4 separate regions of the Mus musculus genome follow, and all the other regions are linked to region 4. Evidence: chromatin loops called from intact Hi-C (ENCODE). Cell type or tissue: heart. All regions are shown on one strand.

The links. A loop is a pair of places that touch in the nucleus more often than their neighbours do. Peaks named below come from ENCODE experiments on the same cell type or tissue, not always from the same donor. Only the 100,000 strongest peaks of a DNase experiment are listed, where the experiment ranks them.
Region 1: it touches region 4 in a loop (2.1-fold over the local background); 8 of 42 quality-filtered maps call a loop at or near these places.
Region 2: a loop joins it to region 4, with 6 times the contacts of the local background. A loop is called at or near these places in 41 of 42 quality-filtered maps.
Region 3: it touches region 4 in a loop (2.4-fold over the local background); 3 of 42 quality-filtered maps call a loop at or near these places.

What each region holds. Positions count from the first base shown.
Region 1 is chr8:124,285,454-124,287,953 of GRCm38, reverse strand. The region is part of intron 1 of Galnt2 (polypeptide N-acetylgalactosaminyltransferase 2); the gene reads right to left. Among named protein-coding and RNA genes, the nearest start is that of Galnt2, 55 kb to the right of the region's middle. In heart, a CTCF peak has its summit at 1,261 (motif pointing right); no DNase peak of the experiment used is centred here; H3K27ac peaks cover 1,913 bases.
Region 2 is chr8:124,050,916-124,053,415 of GRCm38, reverse strand. The region is part of intron 1 of Gm29897 (a long non-coding RNA gene); the gene reads right to left. Among named protein-coding and RNA genes, the nearest start is that of Gm29897, 2.7 kb to the right of the region's middle. In heart, no CTCF peak of the experiment used is centred here; a DNase peak (open chromatin) is centred at 1,125.
Region 3 is chr8:124,170,755-124,173,254 of GRCm38, reverse strand. No RefSeq gene overlaps it. Among named protein-coding and RNA genes, the nearest start is that of Gm30081, 19 kb to the right of the region's middle. In heart, no CTCF peak of the experiment used is centred here; DNase peaks (open chromatin) are centred at 924 and 1,344; H3K27me3 peaks cover 542 bases.
Region 4 is chr8:124,348,636-124,351,135 of GRCm38, reverse strand. No RefSeq gene overlaps it. Among named protein-coding and RNA genes, the nearest start is that of Pgbd5, 84 kb to the left of the region's middle. In heart, a CTCF peak has its summit at 1,183 (motif pointing right); a DNase peak (open chromatin) is centred at 1,225; H3K27me3 peaks cover 220 bases.

The sequences.
Region 1 (2,500 bases), 63 kb after region 4:
ACCCATCAGGATGGTAGTGGTGGTCCTGGGACACACCGGGCACCTGGTGGGTGACCACTGGCTTCCAGAGACATCCACTCAGCCTCCCCCATGTCAAGGAAGGTTATGCCCTTTCCAGAGGCAGGCATGAGGATCCTACCAAGAGCCAGGCAAGCTGGCTATGCCCCCTCCAGTGCGTTGCTGTTCTGGAGGAGAGGGAGGCTGCCTGCTTGTAGGTAGGTAGGTGACCTCACTGTTTCTCTTCAGAATGACTGATACGTTTGGCCACACTCCACATGTGATCATAAGCTCATCACATCACATAACAGTCTACCTAGTGGGAACCACATAGACACTGGATACAGTGGCATCCTGAAATCACAGTACCCCATACCCTGGATGTGGCCCTCAGGGACCAATCAAGAAGCAGAGTGGCTTCCTCCTCCCCCCATTAGGAAAGTCTGGTGGATCTCAATCTAACCAGATTACATCCTGAAGGGCTTCTTCAGACGGCAGGAAGAAGGCGAAGCAAGAGCTAAAGAGAGACCTGAAGTAAGCAGGGAAATTCTCATCGGCCTTGGGCTCACTGAACTCCGGATTCCTGCCTTTTCCTGATGCTTCTAGTGAGCTCCAGGAAGCACTGAGCATTTCGGCCTCAGAAATGAGAAGCCAAGGTCACCAGAGAAGAGCAACTCTCGGGTGACAGCTCAGGGCAACAGCCCCCGTGTGGGGCCTTAGTGCCCTGCTCAGGTCAAGTGAGGTCAGAGGATGCCCTGTTTCATCCACTCAGCCCCCACACACAGAGGAGCCCCTGGCCAGCCCACAGGCCTGCCTGCCCTGTGGCTCACAGATAACCAAAGAAAACAGCATGGTCTCCTAAGCCTGAAGCCCAAGGCTGGCCCTCCCCATCCTTCAGTTCACACCTGTGTGACAATCTACCTTGCCCACGGGCTGAGGGCCTTTATCTGCCTTTACCTGTAGGCAGCTGCAAACAAAGGGCTTCCTAGAAAAACAGCAGGTGGGGCTGCTGGTGCTGGTTCCCAGCCTGACATGAGTATGACCTGGACGCAGGCCTCACCCTATAACCACTGGGAGCTGCCCAATATGGGCAAGGAAGCAGATACTCCCAAGGCTGCTGCTGCATACACACACACACACACACACACACACACACACACTACCCAAAAGGGGTTAGGTCTCCGTACATTTCAAGTCCATAGCCAGCTGCCTCCAGTGTCAGTCACTGTCACACAGCTGCAGGCTGCTCCAGGCAACCAGCAGATGGTGTCCTCTCATCCAGCACAGGGCTTCCATACAAAGGGAGTCCTTGTTCTAATGAACCTTTGTCTACACTCTGGCATAGCTTTCTCAGTGTGTGTACATGTGTGTGCATGTGTGTGCATGTGTGCCTGCGTGTGTGTGTGTGTGTGTGTGTGTAAGCCAGAGGCCAACCTCATGGTCTTCCCACCTTGTTCTCAGAGACAGGGTCTCTTGGTGACTTAGAGCTTGTGCAGCGGCCCACAGACCACAGCAATGAGAAGGAGTACAAGCATGTGCCAGTACACCCAGCCTGTTCATACCGGTTCTGGGAGCCCAGCTTCTCATGCCTGCATAGCAGGTACTTTACCAACCAAGCCATCTCCTCAGGCCCCATGATGGACTAGAATGTTCTGCGAGGCCCGTAGCCCATCCCTCGGGTGCTGTTTCTTCGGAACCTGATCTGGGGTTATAAATCCGCTTTCATAGAAAACTGCGGGCCTCACAGAGCCATGCTCTGCCCATAACTGGGAGAGTTCTAACAGTCCCACAGAGGAGACTCTGTGCAGCTAAACAACATACATATAACATTTTGGGCAAGGGAGACCTATCCACAAACCCCCAAGTACCAGTCTTTTTTAAGCACGTGGATAATTGAGACTTTATCTATCTTAACCTCTGAACTAAGTCATCCTGAAAAAGCTGCCTATTGGATTATATTCTGACTTTCAGTTTTTGCACAGGTCACCTGTAGTGGCCCCTGGAGTGAGAGACCATGACCTCAGAGGCCTGTTTCCTACGGGTTGCAGCAGAAACCAAGGCCCCCGACTCAGAGAAGGAATCTGATGGCACCAGAGGTGGGCAAAACCCAACTTCCCAGCAGAACCTCAGCAAAAGCCCAGTGATGTCTACACTACAGAGAGAAGCATGCTCCCTCCCCAGGGCCTGCACTCAAAGCGACAGAACTTCAGCCTGCCCAGAGGGTCTTTGTGCTAGAAACAAAACCCCAGACAACAGTCTAACCAGCAAAGGCTGCAGGTCCTCACACTGAGAAGGTATAGTCTACATTCATGTCTTGAAGTTAATTTATAACCTAGAAGATATCGCTTGAATCTGAGGATGCCCTGAAAGGACCCCAGTCTGGGAAGGTGTTTATGTTTCATAGCTCTGGGCATGGGAGGCCTACGGGCCACAGGGCTGGCTCCCCTGGGGCTGAGAGGACTGCCCGGGCTCCTCCCCTTAAGCCTGCAGGTGGCCTATTCCC
Region 2 (2,500 bases), 300 kb after region 4:
GTACGGGAAGGGAAGGTGAAATATAAAACAGAGGATTAGCATTCAGAAGATGCTCAAGAGAATGGAGGATTACGAAGTGATAAAGCTGCCTCTGGACAGGGGCTTTTTAAAACAAAAGTGGGAGCGGCGAGCTGGGCACTCCTGGTGCAAGCCTGGCATCTCAGCAGCTGAGGAAGGAGGATCAGGAGTTCAAGGTCAGCACTGGCTCCGCAGCAAATCAAAGTCAGCTCTAGCTGCATGAGATTCTGCCTCAAATAAAGAGAGTGAGCTCAGAGGGTACAAGCACACCAGAAATAAATCAGAGTAATCCCTGAGGCCTGCCTCGAAAGCGCCCCTGAGAACGTGAACGGGAAAGGACAGGGTCTGTGAGGAACTGAGGAGAGAAAGCTGCAGAGGACAGGCCCTAGAGATCATTTACTGTGGCGCACGAGGAGTAGCTGAGAGCAGCAAATGACTATGTCCCCTTTGGTGTCCCCCTCTCCATTCTTGACGGCCCCAGCAGTGCCTTCAAAGAAAGAGCAGGGATCCCCATGTGGAGCCTTTCAGCCCCAGATCCCCTCACACCTAACGCCCACCACATGTCCACAACAGGACAAGTGATTTCCACCAGTTCTTGTATGTCAACGACCTGCACTCTGTGGGTCAGCTCCTGCCACACAGGCAGGTTTCCCCTCCCAGCCTTGCTTTTGTCACTCATTATCAATGGCTGTGCTAGAAAGTAAACATTGCCCCAGAACTGAATCCTCACACCTCGCTTTTGCAGGGATAGTGTGTGCTTGTTGAATGGCTTGGGGTTTGAGCTAAAGCATGTCTACAGAGTTACTACCCCAGCATCAGTCCCTCTGCCTCGGTCTCTGTGTTGTGACTCTCTGGCAGACCACCCTAGTTTGAGTCTCTCCACAGGTGTCACTGGTAGATGCTCTTCTGCCCTCTGAATCAGCAAAGCACATCAAAGCACATGCAGGGAAAGGTTTAGGGTCAGCCAAGTGGCTGAGGCACGAATAACCACTTCTAGAATGGAAGCCTGTCTGGGCTGCCCTTCCGGCACAGCACAGTTGAGGAGGCTCAAGACCTCAATCCCCTCAATCTAAGGGCAAGTTCTCTGGCCACAGAGGTCCTTGAGCAGCACCACAGCACCACCATCAGGACACCTGAGGAACTGCTGTGCCTACAACTGATTAACCAGGAGCAGATCATCGCTTGGCTTGTCCTGTGTCATCTGATGAACCTGCAACAGAATACAAATCAGACACTGCTCTATCAGGTTGTGGGGCAGAGCAGGCCAGAGATTATAGCCTCAGTTCCATCGTCAATAACAGGAGGCCTTGAAAGACTGATAATGCTCCCTGCACATCTCCGCATCCCCTGAAGCAACTTAAGTAAAATGAAATCTGTCAGTACATAGCAAGAAGCAAAAGGGTACTTTCCCACTAAAAGCCAGTTCTAGCTGCCCAGTTCTGAAGGCCTAAGCAAGGGAAAAAGAGACAAGCTAGTCACGCAAAGCTGTTTCCTTCTGAATTAGCCAGAGCAAGGAATAAAATCAGGTTTAAGGTATAAAACACACTTTTCCTATCTAAAATATCTAGTTCACATCTGTTCCACCTAGAGTAACTCGAAAAGGTAGTTTTGAAAACTAAATGTGTGATATGGTGAGGTCCGGTATATTGTGGGGCTCCCTGTTAAGCCAGTACTAGGGATACTGTACAGGAGCATCGTGTAAATTCAAGGCCAGTGTACACTTCACAAGGGAGAGCAAGACAATCCTGGACTACATCAGACGTTAACAAAAACAAAATTTTTTATGGGAGAGAAATTTCTTATGGGTTATCCTTAAAATCATTTTCAAAAGTCTACATTCTGACTGAATGAAACGAGGGTATGAGAAGACTTTACGAAATGAATTCTACAGTCAGTGAGAAAGAATAGTCTAAATAAGAAACAAACTATTATGTAAACAAATTTTACAGAATAAACTTAAATAGGTGATGTAAAAAATACACTTTGAGCAATTAAACAAATTAAAAAGAAAATGATATGGCTCCCTTATCAAAGAATCAATAAAAATTAATGTTGTGGGACTGTAGAGATAGCTCAGCAGTTAAAAGTACTAGCTATTCATCCATAAGATCTGGGTTCTGCTCATAGCCCTTACACGGCTGCTTATAGCCATCTGTCACTCCAGTTCTAGAGGCTCCAGTGTCCTCTTCTGGCCTCCTTGGGGACCAGTCATATACAAGGTATACACACATATATACAGGCAAAACACTTCATAAAGTAGAAAAAAGTAAATCTTTTTCAAATATCCTATAACACTATTAAAAACAGAAACAAAAAACTCTTAAATATTGTTGTGAATGTAGCTCCACTGCCTGTCATGTAGAGCCCGTGTTCAAACTCAGGACCATATGAATCAAGTGTGGTGGTGCATGACTGTTAGTATCTCTGAACTCAGGAAGTAGAAGAAAGTCTCAGGTCGTCCTCAACAACACTGCAAGTTCAA
Region 3 (2,500 bases), 180 kb after region 4:
GAGAGGTCACCCAGATAGGGAGTGGACCTGGGAACACTGGAAAGTAAATGTCATCAGGTTGCACTATGTGAAACTCCCAAGTAATCAATAAATATATTATTCGGGCAAAAACACTGAGCCATTTCTCTAGCCTGACGTTCCTATTTTTCATGCCCGACATATTTCCCAATCAAAGTGTCAGAAAATTAAACCCACAAGCAAAGCTTTCTTCCAAGCCAGCCCCCAGAGCAGCATTTAGACTCAGATTCCTGGAGGTGACTTGTGGTGAGTGCTGCTCAACTCTGGATGTATGGGCTGAATAATCACATTAGCCCAACAGTAACAGTCTCAGAGGGAGGAGCCTGTGACTGCAAATGTAGACTTGGACTTAACTCTGTGGCACACCCTCAACAGCTCTCCTCTTCTGGGTGATTCCCTGTGATGAAGAGTATTTTAGTGTTCTTCGGGTACCTTTGCTGGTGGAAGAGAAGTTATTTAAAGTTTCCCTAAATCACCTCACTGACTAGAGCTGGTGTGGCCCGATGGTGGGCACTGGTGACATGTGCTTGCCCCACCTTGTTCCAACCTCTTAGGGCAACAAAGGGGCTTGGTAAAGAGAGGACCACCAAGAAGTGAGGCTCTGTTTTTCTCTTGATGTCACATGGATGTGAGGACATCTTCAGAATGTGATCCACACTAAGGATTCTGGTCCCTTTAGAAGTTTTTTGGCTTCAGGGCCATTCCCAAGGCACTATCTAGAAAGACACTTAGGCACCTGAACAAAATGCAAGTGCGTTAACTGTGTGCAGTGCCATTTCCAGCATGGCTGGAACCAGCTTGTGCTGCTCTGGCAAAGTGGCTGAGAACACTGTGCAACCTGGCTGGCTGGGTTTTCTCGAGTTGGAGGAAAATACACTGAGCAGCATTGCGGCTCTAAAGAGTGTTCCGTGCCAACAGAAACAGTCTCTGAGCTGCTGTCCCACAGCCATCTGCACACACAGATGTGCTAGCAGTACCCAGAACACATGCACAGAGCACATATACACCGTGTGCACACAGCACATCACCTAAATGGTAGGAAACACAGAGGCCAGGAGGGACGGTGCCTAAGAAAGATGCTTCCAAGAAAGTAATTTTCTGAATGCAGCTGCCTGGCTATGGAATATCCAAATGCTATGGGCCTTTAAGAAGAAGCTGGAATTGTGCCCAGGACCAGCGCCTTGGAGATCCTGCAGAGATCCCATGGGTGAGGATTTGGCTCTGTAAGCCCAGCATTACACGACCGCTGACCAGAATCTTTTAAAGGCAGCCTTGCTATGCATGGTAAGTTCCTCTGCAGGTTTGGAGTTCCCACTGCCTCGGGCCTCTGAACTCCCAGACATCACCTTCAGCCCTGTCTCTTTGTGCAACGGTTCAGACAGGCTCTGCCCTCTGCTTGCCGGCAGTTCCTTGGTGATCCATCCTCTGCGCTTCTCCTCTCAACTCTTCTTTATTCTCTGTGGTCACAGCGCTCAAAGCCACACAGCTGGGACTACTCCACTGAAAAGAGAACGGCTTTGCAGAAAGGCCCCGGAGTGGGAGCTGTGGTTTTTGAAGCAGATACATTTCTGAATGCAGTATCTCCAATGCTCCTGAACAAGCACTTGGGAACACTCTGTCATCCCGAGCCCCTTGGTTTCTCAGTTGTGGGTTGCCTGGTATTGCTTTGGGTAAGGGAGTCTGTCTCTAACATCCTGAGATGGACAACCAGGGAAAAGGATTTCCACCATCCCAAGAAGAGTTGCTTCCCACATGCTTTCCCAGGGGCACTGGCTCTGTAGCAGCCTGAAGAGAAACTCCAGGACCTAGTGACACGTGCTTGTAACCCTCGCTACATGGGAGGAGGAGGATTCCAAATTCAAAGCCTGTAAATTCAAAAGGCTTAAGGGGACCTTAACGAAAATAAATAAGAAGTTAGGAAGGAAGGAAGGAAGGAAGGAAGGAAGGAAGGAAGGAAGGAAGGAAGGAAGGAAGGGAGAGAGGAAGAAAAGAAAGAAAGAAAGAAAGAAAGAAAGAAAGAAAGAAAGAAAGAAAGAAAGAAAGAAAGAAAGAAAGAGGGAAGGGAAGGGAAGGGAAGGGGAAGGGGAAGGGGAAGGGGTAGGGGAAGGGGAAGGTAAAGGGAAGGGAAGGGAAGGGAAGGAAAGGGAAGGGAAGGGAAGGGAAGGAAAGGAAAGGAAAGGAAAGGAAAGGAAAGGAAAGGAAAGGAAAGGAAAGGAAAGGAAAGGAAAGGAAAGGAAGTAGAGTTACCTCCAGCTGCTCCTGCTTAGGGGAGAGCCTCAGTTTCCACTCTGGGACAGTCCCATGATGAGGTGATCTGCTTGAGAGGCCTGCCGGTACCTAGAATCTTAAAAATAGCTACCCTATCTTGGTGACTTTAGCCTTGAATGGGTGGGGGGTGGGGCACCGGCTTTAGAAAAAGAGCAAAGCTGAACAGCTCCTGCCCCAGAGTTTAAGGCAGGAGGGCATCAGAATGAAGGCAGTG
Region 4 (2,500 bases):
CCCCTTGAAGCCTCCCAGTGGGCACTGAATTTCAACACATAGTTAGGCATGGTGGAATATACCTGTCATCCCTGTGTGTGTGTGTGTGTGTGCGCGTGTGCGTGTGCGTGCGTTCATGTGCACGCATGTGTGCATGTGTGAGTACACGGTGAAAGGAACTTTATTGTGAGTCTGAGGACAGCCTGGACTATGCAGGTCAGAAGTAAGATCCTCCAAACAGAAGCTGAGCATGTAGAGGGTTGGGGTCCGGTGGGGGTGGGATTGGGGTGGGGCTGGGGGGCACAAACCACATTCAAGGCACAGCTGGGGCTCATGGGAACACATGGCTGTGGCTGCCTTGAGAGAGAAGGGCACCTGAAGCAAGCAGACTACAACTATCATTAAATCAAACCACGGAGGAACACCAAATCCCAGACCCCGAGGTGTAAGAAGAACACTCATCAGCACAGAGGAGAAAACCAGACCTCTCACTTGCCCAGAGCACTAACAGTAAAAGCCAAGGCTTGGGGCACATGGGCTGTCACTCACTGTCACTGGGTCCGAGGTACTGTGGCAGGTCAGGAGGGAGGTGTTACTTCACAAGCTGAGTGCCTTTGTTCCTGGAGCAAACCTTATGTGACCCTGGCAAATATGGGCCAGCACCTCTGAGCTGCCCCACAGGGATGCTCCTGAGCTCAACGTGTTCGAGACAGTTCTGCGGGGCAAGGGGCTGCTGAGACTGCGCCCGTTAGCTCTCTAGACAGTGAGTAGGTGTTTGACCCAAGAAGCCCACGGTAACCTTGGTGTCTGTACCAGGTGCTAATAGGACAGTGCGGTCTCTGCAATCCGGTCTGATTCTGAGCGGGCTCAGGGAAGCTGGTATGTGGTGGGGAATTCCTTTATGATCCCATGCAGCCAAGCACAATATCTGAAGATCTTGAGAAGGAGTCACTGAGGCCTCTAAGGACATTAGAGTATAGGGTACCTAAGAATCCAAGGCTATTGCCCTGGAATGGGTGGACTGAACTGGGCCTGGGAGAGGGGCAGGTTTAGGTGCTGTGTCTAACCTCAAAAGTGTCAGGGTAACAACACAGCAACAGATCTGACAGCCTGATCTTACCTGGATCCCATGATCTTCTAAACCTAGGTTTTTTTGCCTTTCTTTCCTGGGAAATGTCCCTACCTCTGGGTGAGGCTGTTCCCGGTCTGGCCAGCAGAGGGCAGCAGAACCTCAAATTAGCACAAAACAGACCAAATAGTGTTGTGGACTGGGGAGTGTGGGCAGCTGGAATTATAGAAGACACAGCCCCACGTGAGACCAGCAACAACACGGTCACTGGGACTAACTGGGTGACCTGGCGGGGATGGGAAAGGAAAGGAGCTGCAGAGCCCCACAGTCCTTCACCTGGTCACCGTGTCTAGGTTTGTGAGGCACTGGGACACTTGAGGGGTCCGTGATGCTACAACCGTATTTTCCAGTAGAGGATAAGCTCACAGTGTGCCGAAGGACAACTGAATCTTAGAGACGGGGAGAGGTGGTAGGTTGTCATGCCGCCCTCCCCCCCCACCCCACCCCCGATCTGATGGGAGCCTACAGTGGAGAAGAGTAGCAAGTGTAACCTTGGGACTGGACAAGCTGAGCCACCATCACAGGGACACTGGATGAGGCCAAGGACCTCACCTGGACCTGGGCTGTGCACAGCCCAAATCTCAGCCCTCCAGTTTACAGCGGAGATTGGCAATGACGCAGGCTAGTGGCTCAGCTATGAGAAGGAGGAGGTCAGGTCTAGTCACACCCAAAGCCCACCATTTTCCCTAGCACCTTATTACGTCCCAAGCCAGACAACTTGGCTCTCTTGAAAAACTCTATCTAGCCCCACAGTTCTTCCTGCCATGGAGAAATGGCTTAGCATCCATGACTGACTTACAGGAATTCAGCCGAGCAGGTAAGGGGCTGTGCCTCCTGACTCCTGGACAGCCCCACCTCTACTCCCACCAGGGCACTGAAGGTCCCCGAGAGGCAGATGAGAATAGCTACAGTCTGCAAGGTTGTCCAATTTGCTGAAGAGCATATTCAATGTCTCCAGTGGGAAGTTCATGAGTTCACAGTCCTGTCTTTGCTCCTTGGAGGACCACTAGGTGTAACACAGGGTCACAATGCCCTCCTCACTCACCTCTCCCACAATGCCCCTCTTGCAAGTGAGCACAGGGTTCCCATTTTGGACTGGCCTAAGGGGCGGATCTAGTGTGCAAGGGGTGGGTCTAGTGAGCAAGGAGTAGTTTAGTGTGCAAGGGGTGGTTCTAGTTTACAAGGAGTTGTTTAGTGTGCAAGGAGCAGGTCTAGGGTGCAAGGGGCAGGTCTAGTGTCAAAGGGTGGTTCTAGTGTGTAAGGGGTGGCTCTAATATGCAAGGGGCAGGTCTAGTGTACAAGGGGCAGTATAGAGTACAAGGGGTGTGCCTAGTGTGCAAGGGGTGGGTCTAGTTTACAAAGAGTGGTTTAGTGTGCATGGGGCAGGTCTAG